Regions from separate parts of the Homo sapiens genome. Here region 1 is linked to region 2. The links are chromatin loops, found by intact Hi-C in ENCODE. Cell type or tissue: GM12878. All regions are shown on one strand. Links, peaks and the distances in the headings refer to the core of each region. The heading gives the core; the rest is flanking DNA. Region 1 overlaps PREX1 (phosphatidylinositol-3,4,5-trisphosphate dependent Rac exchange factor 1). Region 2 overlaps PREX1 (phosphatidylinositol-3,4,5-trisphosphate dependent Rac exchange factor 1).

Region 1 (11,634 bases), core at 2,182-10,181, 49 kb before region 2:
AGCCTCTCTGTATGTGGGCAAGGTCATCATCATTGTATTCCCATTCCACAGATAAGGAAATGGAGGCTCAGAGGGGTTGAGTCATTTGTCTTGGGTCACACAGCAAATACGTGGCAGAACCAGCATCCCAGCTCTGCCAGGTACAGTTCTGGGCTGAGCTGAGTGTTTAGTGGGTGATGGAACAGACCCGAGCCCCTGTCCTTATGGATCTAACCCTCTGGTAAGAGGCAGACAGTAAGCCGGTCATCAAATACATACATGACACATCAGGTGTCATGTTAGTGACTGAGGATAAGGACGCAAGAGAATTACATTAACAATGTCACCTGACTTTTGGTGACATTTTGCAATAATAGTTGACATGTGAGGGTTTCAATACATTGGGAACTGTACTAAAGAGTTTCACTTAATCAACTCATAGGCTAGTCACAAAAACCCCTATGAGATACTGCAGTGGCTCGCTTCTGTGCCTCAGTTTCTTTATCTGTAAAACAGCTTCCCCATAGGACTGCTGTCTGGTACCCAGCAAGCACTCAATAAATGTTAAATAGCACTGCTGTCTCCCCAACATCCAAGGCCCAGTCCCCGAGGACTGTAGGCAGCCGGGGCCCCTCTTAGGGACCCTGTCCCTGGGCCTCTCCTCAGCCCCTCTCTTTGTCTCCGTGGCCATGGCAACCTGGCTGGGTGCTTGGCACTTCCCGGCCCAGCCCCCAGCCTGACCAGCCGGCCTCCTCCTCTGCAGAGGCTGCCCTGGCAGGCTCCAGCCTGGCTGGGAAGCCACCCCCACCACCCACTGATGGGGGCTCCTGGGCAGTACTGGTGCTGCCCTGCAGTGTGGGAAGGACCCCAAGCAAAGGCTCCTGCTGGGCCTCCTCTCTGCCTCCTGGCCTCTTTCCTTCTGGAGTGGAGAGAGAGCTCTTGTTTTCATTGTCCTGGTTAGCTCTGTCTTCCCAGCTTTGCCTCCAGCTTCCTTCAGGACTCTCTGTCCGCCCCTTGCCTTCCCTCTCTCTGTTTTTCTGTCTCAGTCTCATTCTCTGTGCCCCTATCTCCCTCTGTTTCTCCCTCTCACTGTCTGGCTTCTGATACTTCATTCACAGGCTGGTCCCTGCATCTGAGAATGAGGTGCAGGGCACCTTGAGGTCCCTTCCGTGCTCAGAGACAGGGCCTTGGTTTAGAGGGGCTCGTTTGCAGCTCCCAGTAGCTCAGTGAGAGCCTGCTGCTCCAAATTATGGGGGTGTTCATAAGGGGGTCCTCCCACTCTGTGGGGTAGGGGTCCTCTTGTCCCATGGGGGCTTCTAGTGAGTGAGGGGATCCTTTAGCCCGGTGAGGTCATATTCTGCCTGGTGAGTAAGGGGTTCTTCTCCTGGCCAGACACTTGGGAGGAGATGGGCTACTGAGCCACTTGCTTTGACATCTGAGCCAGCCATGTGAAGGGCTTGGACCTAGAAAACCCAGAATGGTTTCTTCCCATTTCCCTGGGAGTGGACCACTGTGAGTCGTTAAAATCATCATTTATTAATGGCCAGAACTGACCCTTACATATGAATAAGTAATGCTTCCATGTAATGCTCCAGACTTGTAGGGTCCTTGGGGACCCGAGAGGGATCAAGATTAAGAGAAAAGCCATTCCTGTCTGGCCTTTGCCTCGGGCTCAGAGAGAGTAAATGATTTGCCCGAGCAAGGGTTGCAAATCCAGATCCCTATGGCTGTGACCGGTAAAGCAGCCAGTGCAGGAAAAATCACGTAACCCTCTCCCCCTAACTTTGTCTCTCTACTTTCAACATCGATGTGGATATAGAGGAACATCTCTTTACCCTTAATCTCTCTGTACCTTGGTTTTCTCATCTGTAAAATGGGAATAACAAGAATGCCTATCTCATAGGTGTTTCTCTTTTTAATTTTTTAATTGAGTATAATTCACATGCCATAAGGAATTCCCCAAAGTGTCCACTCCAGTGGCTTTTGGTATATTCAGAAGCTTGTGTAACTGTCACTATCTTCTAATTTCAGAACGTTTTAATCACACCTGAAAAACAACCCAAACCCATTGGTAGTCACTCCCCATTATTCCACTTCCCCAATCCCTGGAACCATTAGTCTACTTATTTATGTATGTATGTATTTATTTATTTATTTTGAGACAGTTTCTTGCTCTGTTATCCAGGATGGAGTGCAGTGGCACGATCTCAGCTCACTGTAGCCTCTGCCTTCCGGTTCAAGCAATTCTCCCCCCTCAGCCTTCCAAGTAGCTGGAACTACAGGCGCATACCACCATGTCAGGCTAATTTTTGTATTTTTAGTAGATATGGGGTATCGCAATGTTGGCCAGGCTGGTCTCGAACTCCTGACCTCAAGTGATCCACCCAACTTGCCTCTCAAAGTGCTGGGATTACAGGCATGAGCCACCATGCCTGGCCCACTAATGTACTTTCTATCTCTACAGATTTGGACATTTCATATAAATGGATATAAATGGAATCATACTATGTGTGTGTGTGTGTGTGTGTGTGTGTGTGTGTGTGTATTTTTTTTTTTTTTGTATCTGGCTTCTTCCACATTGTAATATGTGTCAGAATTTCATTCCTTTTTTATGGCTGTATCATATTCCATTATATGGATATACATTTTGTTTATCCATTCATTAGCTGATGGACATTTGGGTTTTGACAGTTTGGCTACTATGAATAATACTGCTATGCACATGAGTGTACAAGTTTTTGTATGGAGATAGTTTTTATTTCTCTTGGGCTTTTACCTAGGAATGGTCTCATAGGTTTCTTGGGACGATTGAGTGAGTTCATAAAGTACAGCTCTCAGAACAGAGCCTGGGACAGCGCGGGTGCTAGATGTGTGTTAGCTCCTTTTTTTTTGAGATGGAGTTTTGCTCTTGTTGCCCAGGCTGGAGTGCAGTGGCGCGATCTTGGCTCACAGCAACCTCTGCCTTCTGGGTTCAAGTGATTCTCCTGCCTCAGCCTCCTGAGTAGCTAGGATTACAGGCATGAGCCACCATGCCCAGCTAATTTTGTGTTTTTAGTAGAGACCGGGTTTCTCCATGTTGGTCAGGCTGGTCTCGAACTCCTGACCTCAGGTGATCCACCTGGCCTCCCAAAGTGCTGGGATTACAGGCATGAGCCACCACGCCTGGCCTTAGCTCTTATTTTTATAAAACAATGCCTCAAGCCCTGGGCCTTGGATGTTGGGGAGACAGCAGTGCTATTTAACATTTATTGAGTGCTTGCTGGGTGCCAGACACCAGTCCTATGGGGAAGCTGTTTTACAGATGAAGAAACTGAGGCACAGAAGTGAGCCCCCACAGGCAGGCCCCCAACCCCAATCTGTGCCTTCTGGAGCACATGTCCCATGTCAAGCAAGCAGCCACCTCTCAGCCCCAGGCAGCAGTCCCCGTGCGGGAACTCGAGCCCGGTATTGCCAGATCTCTTGACTTCTTAAAGACATTTTCCAATGGCAGGAAATGTGGAGTTTTTGGTATGAAATCACTCGATTTTTAAAAGTTGGCAACTCAATCACATTTTTAACAAACACTTCATGGGCCAAACCAAACATGACTGTGGGCCAAACCTGTGGGTTGCCAGTTTGCATACTCTGCCCCCGGGTTGACTTGTTGCTGGTGGTGAGGACTTTGCTGGACACTGAACTTGATTTCAAACATTTCTGAACCTTGGGCACCCCTCTTTCCTGGGGAGTTCTGGCTCTTGTCCGTTTCAATTGTGTTGAAACCTGACCCATCACTGGGACGGTGGGCTTGTTGAGGACCCCCATGGCAGCTGGTCATCTTGGGATTCCTCCCTGTCACCCCCCAGGGTCATAAAACGAGACTTGCTCATATTGGGTGCTTATTCTGTAGTCCTTGACTTTACCCCTCACCAGCAGGGTGACCTTGGGGCAAATGACTTGACCTCTGTGCCTTGGTTTCCCCAGCTATGAAACGGGTAATAATAACACCTCCTCTGGGTTTGATGCAGCACTTAGGACAGCGTCCAGCACGTGGTAGGAGCTCAGTCATGTCAGCCACCGTTATTATTACACACAAATGCACAGACGTGCAGACACAGCAATGCCAGGCTCTGCCATCTGGCAGCAGCAGCGCGAAGGTAACGATTTATTTCTGTGTGCTTTGTCTGTCTGTGTTTACCGAAGGGAGTGATATTAGTGTGTGTGTGTGTGTGTGTGCATGAATCTGCACAGTTCCAAGTCAGCTAGCTGGGGTGCCGTTTTCTGCATGCATATCTCCTTGCATAAGTACAGTGTATGCATTATTCATGCACATGCGCACACTCTCACCCTCTCACATATTCCTGGGAATAAATATGTGTTGGGGTTCCCGGGTGGTGATAGCAGTCACCTGAGCAGCCAGTAATGTTTCAGTTGACTGGGGAGGGTGGGAGCTGATGGGGACAGGGTGGGTAGAGGTAAGCAGATGTTCTGGAGAATCTGGGTGGCTGCTGCTGGGGATGTTGGGATATGGCAGGGAAAGTGTTGAGTGCACTGAGGGCTGGGCTGTGGGACTTGGGTGCAACCCACAGCTTGTGGCTGTGGCTGTGGGGAAAGGTGCTGGGATTTGACTTTCACTGTCTCGGCATTCAGTGTTGGAGTGGATGGAACAGCCAGGCTTCCTCTAGGGCGTGCCTAACAGGCCCCTGATCCTTTCTCTGCCTCCCTTCACCTTCCCTTTCTTCTCTTCAGCATATTGCAGGCTCTAATTTAGGCAAAAACTCCTCAGAGTCTAAGAAAAGCTGAAGCATGCAGAATGAGCACAACAGAATTTAGCTGTCTCGAGAGGCAGCCTGGACCATTGAATTTATCTTTTTTTTTTCCGCACTCATGTTGAAGACTTTTTTTCCCTGTTAAACTTCTTAAATTACCTTGCAGCCCTCCACCCTCCTTTTTCCTTGGAGCCTGGGGAGAGTGGAGCCTTTTGTTCCTCTGTTTCCTCTCTTCCGTTCCTACTTTCGGGGGAGGCTCGTGGAACTTGAGGTTGCTTCTGAAATAGAGAGGTGGTTAGACTGGGTCAGCCCTAGAATGGATTTGACAACTTACTCATCATATTGTTAGCTGACACTTACCAAGCACTTAGGATGCATCCGGCTGTGTCCTGAGCATTCTGCATTCATTAACTGACTTATTTCTTCTGGCTGCCTTGATGGAAGTGTTCCTATTGTCCCATTTCACAGTCCAGGAGACTGGGGCACAGAGAGGTTTTGTCACATGCCCAGGGTTCCTCAGCGAGGAAAGGCTGAGCCAAGTCATGAACCAGCAGTCTGACTTCAAAGCCCACACTCTTAACTACAGCACTCTACTACTTCTTTGCTAATGGGTTCATTCAGCATATTGGTTGAGCACCTACTACGTGCCAGGCCCATTTTTCTCCTTCTTTCCTCCCCTTCTTCACTTCATTCTTTTTCTCCCTTCTTCTTTCCTCCTTATCCATCACCCATCCATCTCCCCACCCACCCACCTGTCCATCCATCTGTCCATCCATTTGTCATCCGTCCGTCTGTTCATCTGTCCGTCCAGTATTTCCTGCAATATACTCATTTCAGTATCAGTCTTATGATTTGTATAATATTCAAATACCAGTCACAACATTGTCTATATAATATTTTTACTCAATCTGAACCTCCTCCCTTTTTAAAAACTTTATAGTCTCAGCTTAATAATGTTCATGAAATAATGGTTTTGATATGATAGCCATAGTTACTCATATCAACATAAAAATACTCATTTCAAGTGGCTGCGTGGGGGCTGGCTGATAGCCTGGCCCTGCCACAGACAAGCTGTGTGACTCTGGGCAGGTGACTCCGCTCCCTTATCTATAGCACGGGGAGACTAATGATACCCACTGCTAAGGGTGTTGTATTAAATGAGATAACCATATGAACGTGCTTAGAGCAAGCCCACTGGCCCATCCTGAGCTCTCAGCAAGCCCTGACTGTTGATGATGTTGTTATTACCATCATTATTACTCAGAAAACCTCTGTGGTGAGGAGCAGAGTCAGGGCCTGAGGCTCTGCAGGTTGTCCCGTGATGAAGGTGGATGGAGATGTTGAGGAAGCAGATGGTAGATCGCACTGTGAAGTTGGGTGAAGCTGGGAACCTTCCATGACATTGGAGGAACTTGTTCCATTCTGAATTGGTGGTTATTTGGAAGGGGTAGACATGGCCGAACTTTGAAGGTTCTAGCTAAAGTCAGGGTTTTATTTAATCCTTGCATGGTGGGGCTCAATGTGTGAGTGAGTGTCTTAGTCTATCTTCTGTTGCTCATAACAGAATACCTGAAACTGGGTAATTTATAAAGAAAAGAAACTTTCTTCTTACAGTTATGGAAGCTGAGAAGTCCCAGGTGGAGGGGCCACATCTGGTGAGAACGTTCTTGGGGGTTCTAAAGAGACTCGAGGCAGTTTAGGGAATCACGTGGCAGGGGGGCTGAGCACACTAACACGCCAGCTCAGGTTTCTCTTCCTCTTCTTACAAAGCCACCGGTTCCACTCCCATGATACCCCATTCATCCATTAGCCCGTTAATCCGTGAATGCATTAATTCATTCATGAGGGCAGAGCCTCTTATGAGCCAGTCACCTCTTACAGGCCCCACCTCTGAATCTTGCCACAGCGGGTATTTGTTTCCAACACATGAAATGTGGGGGATGCCTTCAAACCATAGCAGTGACTGAAAACCCAAACCAGTCAGACTCATATAAGAGAAGAAGTATAATAGCCCATGAAGCTAGACCTACAGCTTCAGGTAGAGTTTGATCTAGGGGCTCAACGTACAAAGAATTGGCTTCATCCTGTGCTCTGTGTGCCTCAGGTGGGGGATGAGCAACACCTTTCAAGCAGCATCAGGGTACTTTACGGTAAAATGAGGGAATAGAAGCTGGTGGCCAAAGAGCTGAAGCCTGCCATCATCCTCAGGGCCAGAGCTTCTTTGAAAGAGGGGAGCTTCCTGTTTGAGGGTGGTAGGTGGGCATTTGGGTCCAAGCTCTGTGTTCTGCTACTGAGATTTCTGAAGGACATTTGAGGGCTGCTTTCATGACTCATCTTTGAATGAATTCACTCACCCAGGTTACATCATATCTCCAAACATCTGCCTCTATCCTGCAAAAGGCTCGAGGACACTGCCCGCCTGTTCCCTGGGTGGTGGGGCTTTCTTAGCAGCAAAATGTTCCCGGCTTACAGAAAACTTCCCACGGGCCTTTTAAATCCATCAAGTGAATTACAAGTTCAATTTGGGTTTGCACACATTCTCTCATGGTCCCCCGCTCTAGGGCTGGATGTGGCTGATTCCTGGGTGCGTTAATCTCGAAGCCTCCGCCATCTGCAAGTGAAGTTTAGCTCCCACATCGGCAGTTTTCCTGCCTTGCCTTTGCTTGTGTATATGTGACTTCCCTAATTTTGAGGTTTCTTAAAAACAGAGAAGATAAAACAAACCACAGCCATATTTCCCTCCTCCAGCATCTGGTGGCCACTTGTAATTTGTAATGTTGGGGAAAAAAAGTGTTTTGATCATTTTTCAAAATTAGACTTAAAAAATGTATCATTGGGTGTTCCTGTGTTAAAAGTTTGTTTTTTCTTTTCAGAACATTTTGCAACCAGACTTCTTTAGGGGTTTCCTTAGTCCTTCTTCTGTTCTCCAGATCAGCTTATAAAATTCCTTGCAAAAATGTTTTTTTGTTTTGTTTTGTTTTTTGTTTTATGGTTGCTTTTTTTTTTTTTAATGTAAGGGGGAAGACGAGGGTTTTCGTCGTCCTGCTTACATAAATCCATAATGTGGGGAGCAGCAGAGAGAGTAAATGAGCTCGAGAGTGCTCAGGCCTCTGAAACATTCTCTTGTGGACCCCGGCTGGCCGGGGGCTGTTTGCTGCCAGCGGGCATTCGCTGTTCCTTCAAACACTTGTAATGTGTGATGTTTTGGAATCAGCCTTTTTTCTTTCTTTCTTTTTTTTTTTTGTTTGTTTATAAAGGACCTTTATGATGTCTTTGAAAAGAAATCACTAGACAGAGCCAGCTTTTACATGATTATGAGATTTATGTATTCATAAGTGCCGTGTCGTCCTGGGATCGGGGGAAGCAGACACGAGTGTCAGGGTCTGTTTCCAGGGCTAAAAGGAAGAATCCTCCCCAGGCCTCCTCAGGGAGGGCCAGGGTTGAGGGGCGGTGGGCACTGTCGCCCGTCACCATGGTGAGGAAGGAGGGTGTCAGGAATGGCCTTCCAGCCCGCTTCTCGCAGCCTTTGCTGGACGTTTCTAGCCACCAGTGAGGCCCAGAGAATGGGTCCCCAGAGGGTCATCAGCATCTTATGCTCAAGGGGGCTTCTGAGAGGTTCTTGGAGTGTGTTGTGGGGAGGGGGGGCTGGGAGGGTCAGGAGTCGCATCCTTGTGACCTCTTGTCCTTCCCACGCCTCCTCCTCTTTCCCTCCCCTCCACCTCTCCCTTTCCTCTCCTCCCTACCCTCCTCTCTCTTTCTCTTTCTCTCTCTCTTTTTCTTTCTTTCTCTCTCTCTCTTTTTCTTTCCTTCCTTCTCTTTCTTTTCTTTTCTACTCTTCTCTTTTTTTTCTTTTCTTTCTTTCTCTTTTTTTTTTGACAGAGTCTTGCTTTGTGACCCAGGCTGGAGTGCAGTGGCATGATCTTGGCTCACTGCAACCTCTGCCTCCCGGGTTCAAGCGATTTTTCCCACCTCAGCCTCCTGAGTAGCTGGGATTACAGGTGTGCACCACCACACCTAGCTAATTTTTGTATTTTTAGTAGAGATCTGGTTTTGCCATGTTGGCCAGGCTGGTCTCGAACTCCTGACCTCAGGTGATCCACCTGCCTCGGCCTCCCAAAGTGCTGGGATTATAGGCGTGAGCCACCGTGCCCGGCCCCCATCCTCCCTTTTCTACCCTATCCCGTTTCCCCGCCACTTTCTTTCTCTCCTGCTCTCCCTCCTCTCCCTGAGTCTCCTTGTTGGTCATGTCTTGGGCCCAGGTTCTAGGGTCTCTGTAGGATGGGTCCCCAAGGGTAGGTTTGCCTAGCCCTTTAGAAAGTCCAAAACCTACATGCCCTGAAAGGAGGCAAATAGATTTGTTGCTTATTTGTCCTCCAAGGGGGTCCAGCTGCTTACCACCCCCCGCCCCCAGCATGCCACCAGGACCCCTCCCAGGGAGTTTTGTTCAGGCCTAGATTCCAGGTTTGACCTCACCTCCCCGACTCACCCCCTTTCTCTGCCCAGAGCCATCCTGGCCCCTGGCTGCTCCTCAGATGCTCGGGTCCAGCCCAGCCCCATTCTCTTCCTGCTGTGATCCATGAGCCCGCTCAGGCCCCACTGTCTTCATGGACCCTCCTCATGGCCTTTTCTGAACCCCCTGCTGGAAGGCACCGGCCCATCCATCCCGGCTCTTTCTGCCCTGTGGCTTTGCCTGCTGCTGTGTTGTCTGTCTCCCTTTGCTAGAGGTAAGCTCTGTCTTCCTGTGCCCTCCGTCTCCACCGCCTGCCACATGATGGGGGCTCGTCAGTATTTATGGAATGAATTTGGGGACATTGGTGCACTTTTTTTTTCCTGCTGATGCCTTGGATCAAAACCCTCTGAGTGCACAGGCTTACTGAGGGAAAGCAGAGGGGCTGCTGGCACCGGTGGAGGTGGTGACATCTTGAAGGTTGGAGGTAAAAGCCCAAAGAGACTGGCCAGCTGGGACAGGTACTTCTGTAGGGTGAGAGGGGGTGTCCCTGGAGTCCGAACATCAGCGATGAGGCCTGAGCTCAGCCCTGGCTGGCCGCTCTGCTATCTGGTGCCAGGCTCTGTGGATGAGTTTGGGGAACCTTGGGTGGTCACAGTGGCTGGAGCCAAGCCTTGGCACCACCAGGGGGTCCCACCCAAAGCCAGTTTCTTGAGCAGAATGGATGGCAGTGGAGGTACCAGTGGCGCTCAGCATCTTTGCAGCTTCGATGAGTGGGCCCTAAAGGTGTCCTCTGGGCTGGTGTTGGCTGCCACCCATCACAGGTGTGGGAGCGGGGCAGCCACTGCTGGTAAACCTCCTGTGGGCTTGTCAGAGGAGACCCCAGGCAGGAAGTAGGCTGACAGGCAGATCAGCACTTTAAAAAAATATGCTTCATCGAAATAGAAATTATATCTGGCTGGGTGCAGTGGCTCACGCCTGTAATCCCAGCACTTTGGGAGGCTGAGGCAGGCGAATCACCTGAAGTCAGGAGTTCCAGACCAGCCTGGCCAACATGGTGAAACCCCATCTCTACTAAATATACAGAAATTAGGTGGGTGTGGTGGCAGGTGCCTGTAATCCCAGCTACTTGGGAGGCTTAGGTAGGAGAATCGTTTGAACCTGGGAGATGGAGGCTGCAGTGAGCCGAGATCATGCCATTGCACTCCAGCCTGAGTGACAAGAGCGAAACTCGGTCTCAAAAAAAAAAAAGAGAGAAAGAAATAGAAATGATATCTGGAAGAACCTACCCATTTTAAGTATATACTTCAATGAGATTGCACAAGGGAGGGTCTGCTGGCTACACACAGGGAGCTGTGGCTGCTTCTGTCCAGCCAGTGGAGTGGGAAGGAGCTGCTGTGGGCTCAGGTGGGGTCAGGAGGACCCAGGACATTTAATTCCCAAGGTTTCATGCCCAGTCGCCCACTTGCCTTTCTCTTCTGGTGGGCTCCCAGTTCCTGTGGGCAGGTCGGCTTCTTGACCCCCAGAAAAGGGGCTTCTTTAGGGAAGAGGGGGAGGCCTTTCGGTCCAGCAGTGTGCAGATCAGGACGGCCTCACTGTCACAGAATAATTGTTACCAAAATGAGGCCTGCTGCTGAGAACTCATTGAAAATGGGCCCTAACATAGCAATATTGAGAATGTGGGGTGGCGGGGGTAGAGTCTAGATGAGTCCTTCACTTTGAAGAAGAAAACCACAATCCTAAAAATAGGTGGAATTTTATCCCGTCAGTAACTGTATTTAGAATGTAATAACAACATTGCATGAATTCTTAGAATCAACAAGGAGGGAACCAAGTGTTATTTTTTACTGTTGGGGGTATGTGTAATTTTTCTGATAAAATTAAATGATTACACGATGCCACATCATTCATGTAAGGTTTCACTTTATAGCATGATGATAAAGAGTCATTTTGCAAAACCCCTGGAGCCCGTTTTTGGACTTCTTGTGCACTCTCTGATGGTCAGAAAAGTTCCTTTGGAACTTCTTATGTGGTCTTCCTGGGCTTTCTTCACTCTCATTGTGAGCCAGCGACTCCTGGGTCTTTATTTGTTTATAGCTTTGCCTGGCAGCCAGCTGTGGTTCTCCAGCATCACTTTCACTGATGTCATAAAACCCTGCATCTTTTGCAGGATTTGCAGTTTCCTTTTGCAACTGATTTGCTTTCCGTTCACCTTGTGTTGTGACTGTGGTATATTCAGGAGCGTGAGATCCATAAAGACATGGAGGGGACATTAGCAGGTGAGCTGTTTGAGCAGGAATCACTTTAGAAGTGGCCAGCTCATTTGGGGTATTTTGAAGACAATGACTTTTCTTCCTTGGGGTACTTGGGTAACAGGTAGTGGTGAAGTGGATACTGAAGAAACATTTTAAGATGTGTCTTTGTTCTGGGAGATGCTGCTGAGTAGTCGAGACCAATCTCACT
Region 2 (11,634 bases), core at 1,569-9,568:
TGTCACCCGCACCGAGGTTTGTATTTTTTCAGTGCTTGGCTTTGCTCTCCCTCTGAGCCTTAACGCTGTCCTCTGGCCTCTCTTTTCCTCACAGGTCCTGTTCTCGAACATCGAAGACATCCTGGAAGTTCATAAGGATTTCTTGGCCGCCTTGGAGTATTGTTTACACCCGGAGCCGCAGTCTCAGCATGAACTTGGGAATGTTTTCTTAAAATTCGTGAGTACCATGCCACTGCCCCTGGTGGACTCTAGTTTTTGAAAAGTGGGCTTCTCCCTGGGTCCCTGCCCCATCCGCCTTCACCAGCTTCCTCTGTAGGCCTGTCTGGGAGATGGGGTAGCAAGGTGGGCAGGTGGGCCCAGTCTGCATCCCTGGAACTATGGGAAGTAGGTCAGGCCCAGCAGGCTGTGGGCATTTTTAGTGACTCTCCTTTCCCTCAGCTCCACATAGAGGGTGGGCCCTCACTGAATGCATGTGTCCTGGAGTCCTGCGACCTCCTGGCCTGGCGGGGCCCCTCTGCCACAGTGACCATCAGAGGTAGCTAGTGGCCAAGAAGAGATGGACTTGGCATCAGACAGACCTGGGTTTGAGTCCCGGCTCAGGCACCCACTGGACAGTAAGGGTGTCTGATCCTGGGGTGCCCCGTTGGGCTGTTGGTCAGAGAGGCTGACGCTTGTTGCAATAGCCTCTCTCTTCCTGCAAGATTACTAACGCATTTGGAATTGTGGGTGGTAGGCTGGAAGAAGGAAGGCAACTGCTTTTCCATACCCTCTTTTTCTGTACTACCTGGGACCCCCCTCACAGACAGAAGAACCCAAGCTAGCCTCACGGGCACGAGATGTGAGCCAAACTCCTTTGCCTCTCTGAGCCTCTATTTCCTCCTGTAATTGCAAAGTAGGGACAATTCCGTATACCTCCTAAGGTTGATGGCCAGACTCAGAGGTAAAGCAATCGGGTAGAGAGTCTAGAGCAGAGCTTCTCAGCTGGGGTGATTCTGGCCCCCAGGGGACAATGGGCAATGTCCAGACACATTTTTGGTTGTCCTAGCTCTAGAGTGCTACTGGTTTCTAGTAAGTAGAGGCCAGGGATGCCACCAAACATCCTATAATGCACATGACAGCCCCGACAACAGAGAATCATCTGACCTCAAATGTCAGTGGTGCCAAGGTGGAGAAACTTTGGTGTATCAGCACTCGGCCACTGTTAACTCATCATCATCATCATCATCATCATCATCATCATCATCATCATCACTAACTCACTTCTCCAAGGGATCACATCTGAGTGGCTAGAGCCTAAGATGATGGAGCTGTGTGACTTTGCCCTCAGAGGGCAATGGGGGGCAAGTCTCATGTGCGATCAGGCGTGCAGACTACCCCAAGATGCAGTCATTCAGCCAAGGGCCAGCCACTCTCTACGTGAAAGTGAGGGCAAGGAGAGCTTCTGGCCAGGCTGCTGAGCCACTCATGAACTGTGGTCCTCTCAGCAAGTTGACTGATCTTGTCTGTGCCTCATTGTCCTTTTACCCATAAACGGGATAAATCCAGGACATTGTGAGGATTAAGCAAGATAATACAAGGAGCCTGCTCAGTGCAGCTCCTGGCACAGTAAGTGCTCAATAAATGTCGACGTTATCTTCCTATTCACATAGCGGACGCTCCTCCATCTTTGGAATTGGACAAATAAGAGCACAATGGGGCGCAGGTGGGCTGGGTGCTAGCGGAGGGCATTGAGCAGAGGAGGGAAGTGGTCCACAGGCCCTTTGGCTGCTGTGAGGGGGAGTAGCTGTGGAGGGAGAACTGGAAGCCGGGAGACATCTAAGAGGTTACCCCACCAAGTGAGATGACGGTGCCTCGGACCAGCATGGTAGCAGTGGAGATGGTGAGAAGGGGCAAGTGGCCACAGTGTGCAGTAAAGGTGTTTGAATAGGAAAATGAAAAGGATGGGAGGGACAGTCTTTCCTTTGGGTTCAGAGGAGACAGGAAGTGCTTTTTCTCTGGAGCCAACAGCCAACGTTCAAATCCCTGTTCTACTGCTCGCCAGCCCAGTGACCTTGGGCAAGTCCTTTCACCTCTCAGGGCCTCAGTCTCCAACTCTGTAAAGTGGGGGTAACGACAATTCCTGCTGCAGGGGGCTGTCATGAGGATGAATGACCTGGCTCAGCACCAAGCTAATGCCGCGTGTCAGCTGTGAGTGTTACTCCGGCCTGCTTCCTGGAGGGGGTGGGCTTGGGGTTGGCTGTGATGTCATGATCCGAGCTTGCTTAGGATTGCCTATACTTAGCAAAAGTGGGAGAAAGGGTCCTCAAGGTGCACTGTCCAGTTTGCCAAAAGCCCTGGCCCCCCTCATTCCTTTGGCTTCTCTGTCTGAGCCCCAGAGGCTGTGGGGAAGTGGGTTTAACTCGCTTGTCAGTGAGGAGCCCTGGACCCTGAGGACACAGCGGGGCTATTCTCACCTCTCTCTTTCTGCAGGATTCCTGACTTGCTCAGAGATGCAGCGGAGGGCTGGGGGGCTGGGGACGGGGAGTTCAGTGTGCATGAAGCAACCTCTTTTCCGTGTCCTCTCTTCTGCTACCTGGGACCCTCCTCATGTAGCCTCATCAAACTAGGCACCTGGTGAAGGCTGCACTTACCATCAGAGTCATGACGTGTGGAGGGTGGATGTTTAGGCCTTTGTGGGAAGTTGTTCTGTGCTGGGGCCTTCCTGGCATCCTCCCTGGGCCTGGGAGATCAAGCATTTTAGAGCCCAGCTGCTCGACTTTGCATCCTAGCTCTGCTACTTCCTTGCTCTGGGATCCTGGGAGAATGACCTTACCTCTCTGTGCCTCAGTTTTCTCATCTGTAAAGTGGGTATCACAAAACTCACCTTCTAGGGTGGTTGAGAGAATGAATGACGTTGGTAGAACCTGGCACATAATAAGTGCTCAGGAATTGTTTCTCACTTGGGTAATGTGCGCATCTGTTCACGTGATCCAGCGCTTTCTGGCACCTCCCAGGCTTCTCTGGAGTGTGACTTTGTGCAGGGTGCCCAGACCTGGGATCACTGAGCCCCATTCCAGGCGATCTATCATGAGCCCCCCTGCACCTCAGCAGGGCTCCCGTCCTTCCAGCCTCACAAAGCTGCTGTGATGCCCGGGCACAAGGATGAATGTCGGAGGCTTTGACAGAGATGAAGTATTTTGGAGATTGGTTCTCCCCTGAGCCAACAGAGAGACCTGCTGGAAACATCAATCAGATCTCTTCAACCCCTCTCCCAGCACCCTCCAAAGGTTCCTGCCTCATTGGAATAAAATCCCCACAGCCCGCCAGGCCCTGTTCATTCCTCGGAACTTGCTCCCCTGGCTCTAGCCACACGGATCTCCTCGCTGTTCCAGAACATGGCAAGCCCATTCTCACCCCAGGCCGCTTCCTCTGCTGGACCAGTTCCCTCAGACATCCCTGCGGCTCTCTCCCTTCTTGCCTTGAAAGCTTTTTGGAAATGCCATCTTCTCCGCAAAGGCCTCCATGCCCTCCTGTTTAAGTTGCTGCACTCCTGCCCTTCCGCGCCCCTCCCCTACTCTGTCATTCTCAACAGAACAGTCCGCATCACCCTTTGACACATCGGATCTTTTGCCCCTTTTTGCTTATTGTCTGTCTCTCCCTAGAATATAAACAACATGAGGACAGGGACTCTGTCATGTTCACTGCTCTGTCTCTGCATCAGAAATAGTTCAGCCCCTTAGCCGGGCATGGTAATGTGCACCTGTAGTTCTAGGTACTTGAGAGGCTGAGGTGGGAGGATTGCTTGAGCCCAAGAGGTTGAGGCTGCAGTGAGTTGAGATCATGCCGCTGCACTCCAGCCTGGGTGACAGGGTGAGACATTGTCTGAAAACAAACAAAACAAAACAAAAAATAAAATAAAAAAAAAATCGAGCCCCAAGCTCACTTGCCCTCTGGACATGCAAGCAAACTGAGAGAAAGGTTAAGCTCAAGGTCACGACTGTGCCAGCCGCAGAAGTGGGCTTTAGGCCATCCTAAGGGCTAAGCCAGTGTTCTTCAGTTCAGCTCACACGCTAAGTTTGTAATTTTTGCTATATCTGAGTATTCTTTGTATTATTATTTGTTTAATGCTTTAAAAAATTGATTCACTTATCGTTTGAACCCGGGAGGCAGAGGTTGCAGTGAGTCGAGATTGTGCCACTGCACACCAGCCCCTGCAACAGTGTGAGACTCCGTCTCAAAAAAAAAAAAAATTGATTCACTTAACAAAACTTCAGTGAACTTATTTAAAAAGAGAAATTTGCATCATCATTGAAAATAGAAAATGAGTGCTATAAATAGAAGGTAATTGTCAAAATAAATGCAGTAGAAACCAAACGGTATTACCGCATTCTATCTAGAAACTCTTAACTACTTGAGCCTTTCAGCCTGAGGCTGCTTACATCACACCAGCTAAGACCCTCCTTGAGCTAACTGGACCTATTGAAAAAGGAGCCAGCGTTCTCAGTGTGTGATACAGTGTTTTTTAATTTAAAATCATCTTTTTAATTAAAAATTAAAATTATCACGCCTCTTCCTGCCTGCTCACGGAGGATAGGTTGAGTCAGTCTGTCTCAGGAGTTTTAAAGGCCACACCTCTGTAGGTTGGGTTTCTGGAAGCTGGCGATTTGCACACAGGTGGGCCCTTGGAAGCAGCTAAAGGAGAGGTTGCAGAGGCTCCACCCCAGCCACTGATAGTCCCATCTGGAAGGAACTCTGGAACTAGGATAGCTCTTCAGATTATGCACAATTGCAGCAAGTGGGCAAGGCCTTTGCACCCTTGTTGCCCAGTGGGCTGTCCTCAGGAGTGGGTGTACCGCCTCAGACAGGTGGCCCTCTTAGGCTGAAGGCAGCTCTAGGAGAGGGCCTTAGCTGAGGGTCATTGTCAGCCAGCACTCCCAGCACCTGGGGTAAGGGGTGTCTCTGTCTCTGTGACAGGCATTTGAGGAGTGCACCATGGCATCCACTGCAGCCCCAAAGGAAAGAGGTGCTGGGTCCACTCTCCTTCCCAGGCTTGTTTACTCCATTTACTCCCTGCTTGGAAACATTTTCCCATGGCCATGGCAGCATCTGGGCTGGTGAGATGCTAATCGGGAACAGAGCTCTTGCAGACAGGCTCTCCAGGAGAGGAAGGGGCCCTGGCCCACAGTCCAGCCCGCTAGTGTCACCTAACTGATCAGATGGGGGAAGAGTCCCTCACCCCCTTTCCCCAAAACCCAACCACTAACTACTGAGTTTATCATAAACTAGCACCGAGTGGACATTTTCTTTGTGCTGGGTTCTGTTCTCTGTGCCTTACAGATATGCATTCATTAAAACTTCACAACACTCTTTAAAGGTGGTTACTATTATTGTACCCATTTTACAGATGAGGAAACCAAGGCCCAGAGAGATTAAGTTATAGGGCAAGCTTACAGAGCTAGGAAGCATCAGAGCCAGGATTTGAGCTGACACAGTCAGGCTGTAGAGTCTGTGTTTTTTACTCTTATGTGATGAGGTCTCCTGAAATACATAGTAAGCATCTCCTGTGTGCCAGGCTCTGCACTAGACCCTGGGGATGCTGTACTAAGTAAGACAGACTTGCTCCGTGCTGCCACGCGGCTCGTAGGTGGGAGAAACAGAGGGTAATTTAACAAATGAGGTCATTTCAGATGCCAGTGCAGACTGTGAAGAACATAAAATGCAGATGTGGTAAAGAGTGACTCTGCCTGAGGTTGCTTTCAATCGGGAGGTCAGGGCCAGGGCTGCTAGATTTAGCAAATGAAAACAAAGGACACCCAGGGAAATTGGAATTTCAGGTAAACATCAAATAATTTTTTAGTGGAAACATGTCTTATGGAATATTTGAGACATACTTATACTAAAAAAAATATGTGTCTGAAATGAGCATTCACCTGGGCATCCTGGGGTTTATTTTATATCTGGCAACCCAAGGGTGGGATGGCCTTTCTGAGGGGTTGGAATGGGATGATCTTGGGGAGGGTGGTCTGGACCAAGGTGAGAAAGGGCAGAAGCCCTGAGCTGGGAGCAAGCTTAGCTCATTTGAGAGAAGAAGGGAGACTGGCGTGGCCAGAGCAGAGTGAGTGATAGAGAGAGTTTGAGGGTGTCATAGTGGGGGCAGGGCAGATCCTGTAGGGCTTTGCGTGCCGAGGTGAGGACTGTAGATCTTATTCTGAGTCAGTGAAAGCCATTGCAGGTTTTAAGCACGGGAGTAGTGTGGTCTGATTTCTGTTTTAACCCCCCTCTCCCCACAGCTGTATGGATGGGTAAATAATTTGGGGAGACTGTTGAGAAACTGAGACCTGATTCTCACTTCTCTCCTCCCCACTGGAGAATATGTCTGCATGGGCCAGCTCCTTCCCTCTTCTGGGTCTTAGTCTTGCTGGCTGTGAAATGAGTGGTTTGGAGCTGATGGTCTCTGTGGAGCCACTGTCACCTGGGTATTGTGGACAGCAGCTGCCACCTCTCACAATCCTTGAGCCTTTCCTGGGGGTGAGCTCCCCTCCCCTGGCTGTTTCCAGCCAGCAGCTGTCCCCTTCTCCCCCCAAACCCACAGCCACATGTTCCGTACCCACCACATCTGTGTATGCACAACTGTTTGTCCGTTTCTTCCTGGCAAAGCAATCAGAGCCCCATGTCGGGCCTCCAGGAGGAAATGGAACACTTGGACTCTGAGCTGTCAAGAGCAGCGTTTCCGTATTTGCAGGGTCTCAGGCCTGAGATGCAGCTGGGGTCAGGCTGGATGAAAGGACACAGGCGTGATTGAACTGGGCACGGTGCTGCAGAGGGGATGTTGTCCTTTGCTAAATTTAACTTCTCCAAGCCTCAAGCGTTGGGCCCCTGCCCTTCCCACAGGCTGAAGGAGAGGAAAACATTGCAGACCTTGTCGTAGAAGGGGGCTCAGGGGATGAGGAATGACAAACCAGTGGTGAGCTTGTTACCCCCTCTCCTGCACCTGTGGCAGACATTCCTAATCAATCACAGCATTCTGTCTCTAGGCTTCCTGTGGGGCCCCAGAATCCTCCTCACCAGTGTTCCAGCTGGCACTACCCAGTGACTGGGGTTGGTATGTGGGAAGAAACCGATTTGTCCCTGCTTTCTGGCCCAGTCCCTTCCCTTCATCTCTGTGGAGATGGACAGAGAGACCCTGTCACCTCACTAAGATTTGGGTCCATGTCTTTCATTTTCTGCCTTTAAGAGTGTGCATGTATCAAAACTGTCTTTGCTGTACGTGACAGAAACACCAGTTCAGATAGGCTTAAACAAATACAGGACTTTACTGATGCATGTCAGTGAAATTGTTCAGGAGTGTAGGTTGGCTTCAGGCATAGCTAGATCCAGGACTCCGTATGATGATTTCAGGACCAGGTCTTTCTCTGATCTCAGGCTCTGCTTTTATCTGTGCAGTGCTGATTTCACTCTTGGAGAATGGGAGGGGCTTATGGGGTGCATGCCTCACATGGTGGCAGGGGTTCAACAGCAGCTCAAAGAGAGTTTCTCTTCCCAGTGATTCCAGCTCGAGTCCTTGCGGGCTCTTGCGGCCCAGCTTGGGTCACATGGCCACTGTTATTAGGACGGGGAACTCTGATTGGTTTTGTCTGGGTCATGTGCTCACTTATGGTCCCTGGGGTGGGGTGGGACCAGCCTGGGAAGAAGCACAGAGCTGGTCTGAGGGCCCTTTAGCCTCTCCGTTCCTCCTTCTCTTTTCTTCCTTTCATTCATCAAATAGTCACAATACCTGCTCTCTGCCAGTGGCCGCTGACCCCATTGACATCACAGCAGTGACCTCAACAGATGAAAACGCCGTCCCGATGGAGCTGACAGTCCCAGGAGATTCAGGGGAGAAGGACAGTGCATGAATGAGACGTAAAACATCCTGGGGTCAGGGACCATCATAATTCCCAAAATCTGCCTGGGACCCTCCCGATGCTTTCCCTAAACCCACGAGTCTATCTGCTGCCTTCCTCCTGACTCTGCCTGTCTTTTTTTTTTTTTTTTTTTTTTTTTTTTTGCTGTCAAAACCTTCCCACCTACTGCCCTACCCTGTTCAATAAAAAAGGTAATGAAGTTTCTGAAATAATCATGCTGGTGATAATAGCAACAACATTATTAAGCAATAATAATACTAGTTAATATTTAGTGAACACTTACTATGCACCATTGGAAGTCCCTTAATATAAATTCACCTGCCAATCCTCACAACACCATTATGGTAATGATATTGTTGTCTGTACTTTATGGATGAGAATGCAGAGGCCAAGAAATGTTACTTGTCTTGACCAAGAGCTGGTGACCGGGAGACTTGGGCTATGAACCTAGATGGTCTGGCTGCAGAACTTCTCCTTGGCACTTACAGGGTTGATGCTGATAGTGGTTGGTGAGAGTGGTCATGGTGGCTTTTTATGTCACTGCAAGTCTTCTCTGCAGGAGCAGGTTTCCAGACAGGCCAGTTCCTGTCACCTACAACAAAATAGTTGTACTCTTTCTTCCTCTTCCTCTTCCCTGCAGCCTGCATCACCACAGTCTGCAGCTGAAATCCTGGTTCCAGGTGTGTCCAGCAGCCCCCACTCACAAGGTTTTACCTACGGCTGAGTGATCCCCTGCAGCTCAGACATCTACTCACCCAGCTCTTTTGGCCTTGATGGTCCCTTAGGCCCATTTGAGACAAGTGGGAATAGAAAAAGGTCTGCCTGGGCAGTGTTGGGGGTGCTGGGGTCCCCTCTTCTCCTTCCTTGCCATGTGTTGGCATCTCAGTGGACTGCAGATACTTGATGAGTGAGTGGTGGTTTGTGACTCAGTGCATGTGTCCATGTGCATGCTGACATTGGTGGTGGTGTTTGGAGCATGTAGTTTGCATGCTGTAATGCTTGAGATCATTGTGTGGTTTCTTGGAATATGCATCAAGATTGTGTGTCTTGTGGTATGTGTGTGTGTATGGGGGTGCACTGTGGGTAATTGTAACATGGTTTGTCTGATATTTTCCCCCATTGATCCATGTTTGTCGATTGTGTTTATGTTTGTTGTTAATACTTGTAGAGTACTTTGAAGTATTGTGTGGTATTGAAGTATTGTGAAGTATTGTGTGCCAGACACCGTTCTACTCATTTCACATATATTAAGTTATTTCATCCTCCAGCATCCTAAGTGTTGAAGGTCAGTTATGATGTCCATTTTGCAGGTGAGGAAACCAAGGCCTAGGGAGGAGAAGCACTTGCCCAAGGTCACCCTCTACTTAGGGAATGTGGAACTGGGTTTCTGGAGTCACTCTGTGCCCTTCAGTATTCTGGTGTAGTGCCCTTGGGATGCAGCTTAGTCTAGATTTGTGGCTTGAAATTTGTACCCTGGGTATTTGCCTCCCACTCCCATCCCTACCCTATGCCATGACCTTGAGCTGACACTGTCACTGGGGTTAAGGGGGTTTGAGTCCTGGTTCTGCCACTGCACTAGCGGCGAGACCCTGGGGAAGCAACTTTTCCTTGGTTTTGTCATGGGTATGTGAGTCTGTTACAGTAGTTACCATGTAAGGCTGTCGTGGGGAATGAGTGAGTTCACCCCCATTCCAGGAGAGCAGCGTGCAGCCTGTACTACATGCTGGGCAGCCTGTACTACATGCTGGGCAGCCTGTACTATGTGCTGGGTATGTACTCTGTGTTAGCCATCAGCACTGACCTGGGCACTTTGTGGCTCAGGGTGTCTGCTCAGATGATGCACACAGAGCCCCCAGAGTGAGCTGGGGTGGGCTGGGGATGCCTGTTAATTCTAAACCCATCCTCCCTTCTCTTTGGTTTCCTATTTCCTGCAGCCTCCCATCGGAAGGCCATCTGGGGGCTTGTTTAGAAACAAGATGAGCTGCTTGCTTTGTGGACCCACCTCTTCCTTCCTTAGCTTGTTCGGGTCTCTTGCACACCCCCATCCCTAGCTCAGGATTGAGGCCTTGCAACCCTTCCTCCTCCAGTGACCTCACCCACGCCATCCTTGTTTAGGGTTTGGCGGGTTCTGTGAACCATCTGGAACCAAGAATGCTCAGTTGAGAGCTTCCTGCTAAGAAGGCTCCTGTCTCTTCCAGTACGGGAAACCCTGACTGATGGTTCTGGACCTAGTGACCCACAGGTGACCTTTAGTCTGGAAGGAGTACATCTTTGGGCTCAGGGGCATCTGGAGGTCAACAGAGCTAGCCCCCAGCTATAACAACTCTGACTTAGGGACTTTTATTAACTCTACCTTACAGATAAGGAGACCGAGGCACAGGGAAGTCAGGTAACCTGCCCAGGTTCACAGGAAATACAGAGCCGTGGTGCAAGCCCAGGCTGCTCTTCTTGAGTCTATGCTCTTGACCCCCAGGCCACACTGCTTCCCAAAAAGTTATTCAGGCCCCTGAGTGCAGACCTGGGGCAAGAGTGGAGGCTGGGAAGCTGGTAGTGAGTGGAGCCGCTTTACCTGAGATACCTCCTGCTGTAGCTTCTCCTGGGTCAGGGTAGTCCTTACCCCTACCCTACCAGCCCAGTGGTCAGCATGTGTCAGGGCACCTGCCTGCTACCATGACCTGCCTCCCACAGGCTCTGTCCTTGTCTTGCAGAAGGACAAGTTCTGCGTGTACGAGGAGTATTGCAGCAACCATGAGAAAGCCCTGAGGCTGCTGGTGGAGCTGAACAAGATCCCTACCGTGCGCGCCTTCCTTTTGGTAAGTTGACCCGTCAGCCCTGGTGCTCCCTTGCACTCGGCCTCATCCTTGTGGAATCTGGGCACAAGAGGACTTCATGCTGCCCCATGGTGCCAAATCCTTTCCTTGGCTGGGGTAATCTCCTGCCTAAAGCAGGGATCGCCAAGCCTTTTCCATAAAGGGCCAGCTGGGGAATATTTTTGGCTCTGCGTACCATACAGTTTCTGTCACCACGACTCAGCTCATGCCATTGTAGCATGAAAGCAGCCCTAGAGAATGTGTAGAGGAGTGGGTGTGGCTGTGTGGCAATAAAACTTTATTTACAAAAACAGGCAGAGGGCCAGATTAGGGTTGACTTTGCCCATTCCTGGTCTAAAGTAAGGGTTCTATTAAAAATGGCAGCAAGAGTAGTAATTATTAATACTACTGTCATTATGATGGTTATTAGGATTACTAGTATTTTTAGGATTATTTAATTATAAATGAAAGAAAATCCAATTAAAACTGGCTTAAGCGGCCAGGTGCGGGGACTCACGCCTGTAATCCCAGCACTTGGGAGGCCGAGGCGGGTGGATCACTTGAGACCAGGAGTTCAAGACTAGCCTGGCCAACATGGTGAAACCCTGTCTCTACTAAAAATACAAAAAAATTAACTGGGCGTGGCGGCATGTGCCTCTAGTCCCAGCTGTTTGGGAGGCTGAAGCAGGAGAATTGCTTGAACCTGAGAGGCAGAGATTGCAGTGAGCTGAGATGGTACCACTGTACTCCAACCTGGGAGACAGAATGAGACTCGGCCTCAAAAAAAACAAAAAACAAAAAAACCCAAAAACTGGCAGAAGCAAAACAACAACAACAACAACAGCAACAACAACAACAGAGGGATTTACTTTTCTGGGGAGTTTAAGACCTGAGAGGGCTACAGAGATGGCAGAGTCTGGGTGTTCAAATGATGTCATCAG

The links. A loop is a pair of places that touch in the nucleus more often than their neighbours do. Peaks named below come from ENCODE experiments on the same cell type or tissue, not always from the same donor. Only the 100,000 strongest peaks of a DNase experiment are listed, where the experiment ranks them.
Region 1: a loop joins it to region 2, with 5 times the contacts of the local background. A loop is called at or near these places in 11 of 110 quality-filtered maps.

What each region holds. Positions count from the first base shown.
Region 1 is chr20:48,783,707-48,795,340 of GRCh38, reverse strand. The region is part of intron 1 of PREX1 (phosphatidylinositol-3,4,5-trisphosphate dependent Rac exchange factor 1); the gene reads left to right. Among named protein-coding and RNA genes, the nearest start is that of PREX1, 38 kb to the left of the region's middle. RefSeq lists enhancers at 188-841, 842-1,497, 6,023-6,122, 6,223-6,282, 6,863-6,922 and 1 more and a silencer at 5,044-5,143. In GM12878, for the core only: no CTCF peak of the experiment used is centred there; DNase peaks (open chromatin) are centred at 6,530 and 7,043; H3K4me3 peaks cover 2,777 bases; H3K27ac peaks cover 6,097 bases.
Region 2 is chr20:48,733,608-48,745,241 of GRCh38, reverse strand. It overlaps PREX1 (phosphatidylinositol-3,4,5-trisphosphate dependent Rac exchange factor 1), which reads left to right. Exons shown (of 40, transcript NM_020820.4): 3 at 95-217; 4 at 10,592-10,696. Among named protein-coding and RNA genes, the nearest start is that of PREX1, 89 kb to the left of the region's middle. RefSeq lists an enhancer at 4,541-4,650. In GM12878, for the core only: no CTCF peak of the experiment used is centred there; DNase peaks (open chromatin) are centred at 4,361 and 6,211; H3K4me3 peaks cover 1,617 bases; H3K27ac peaks cover 4,821 bases.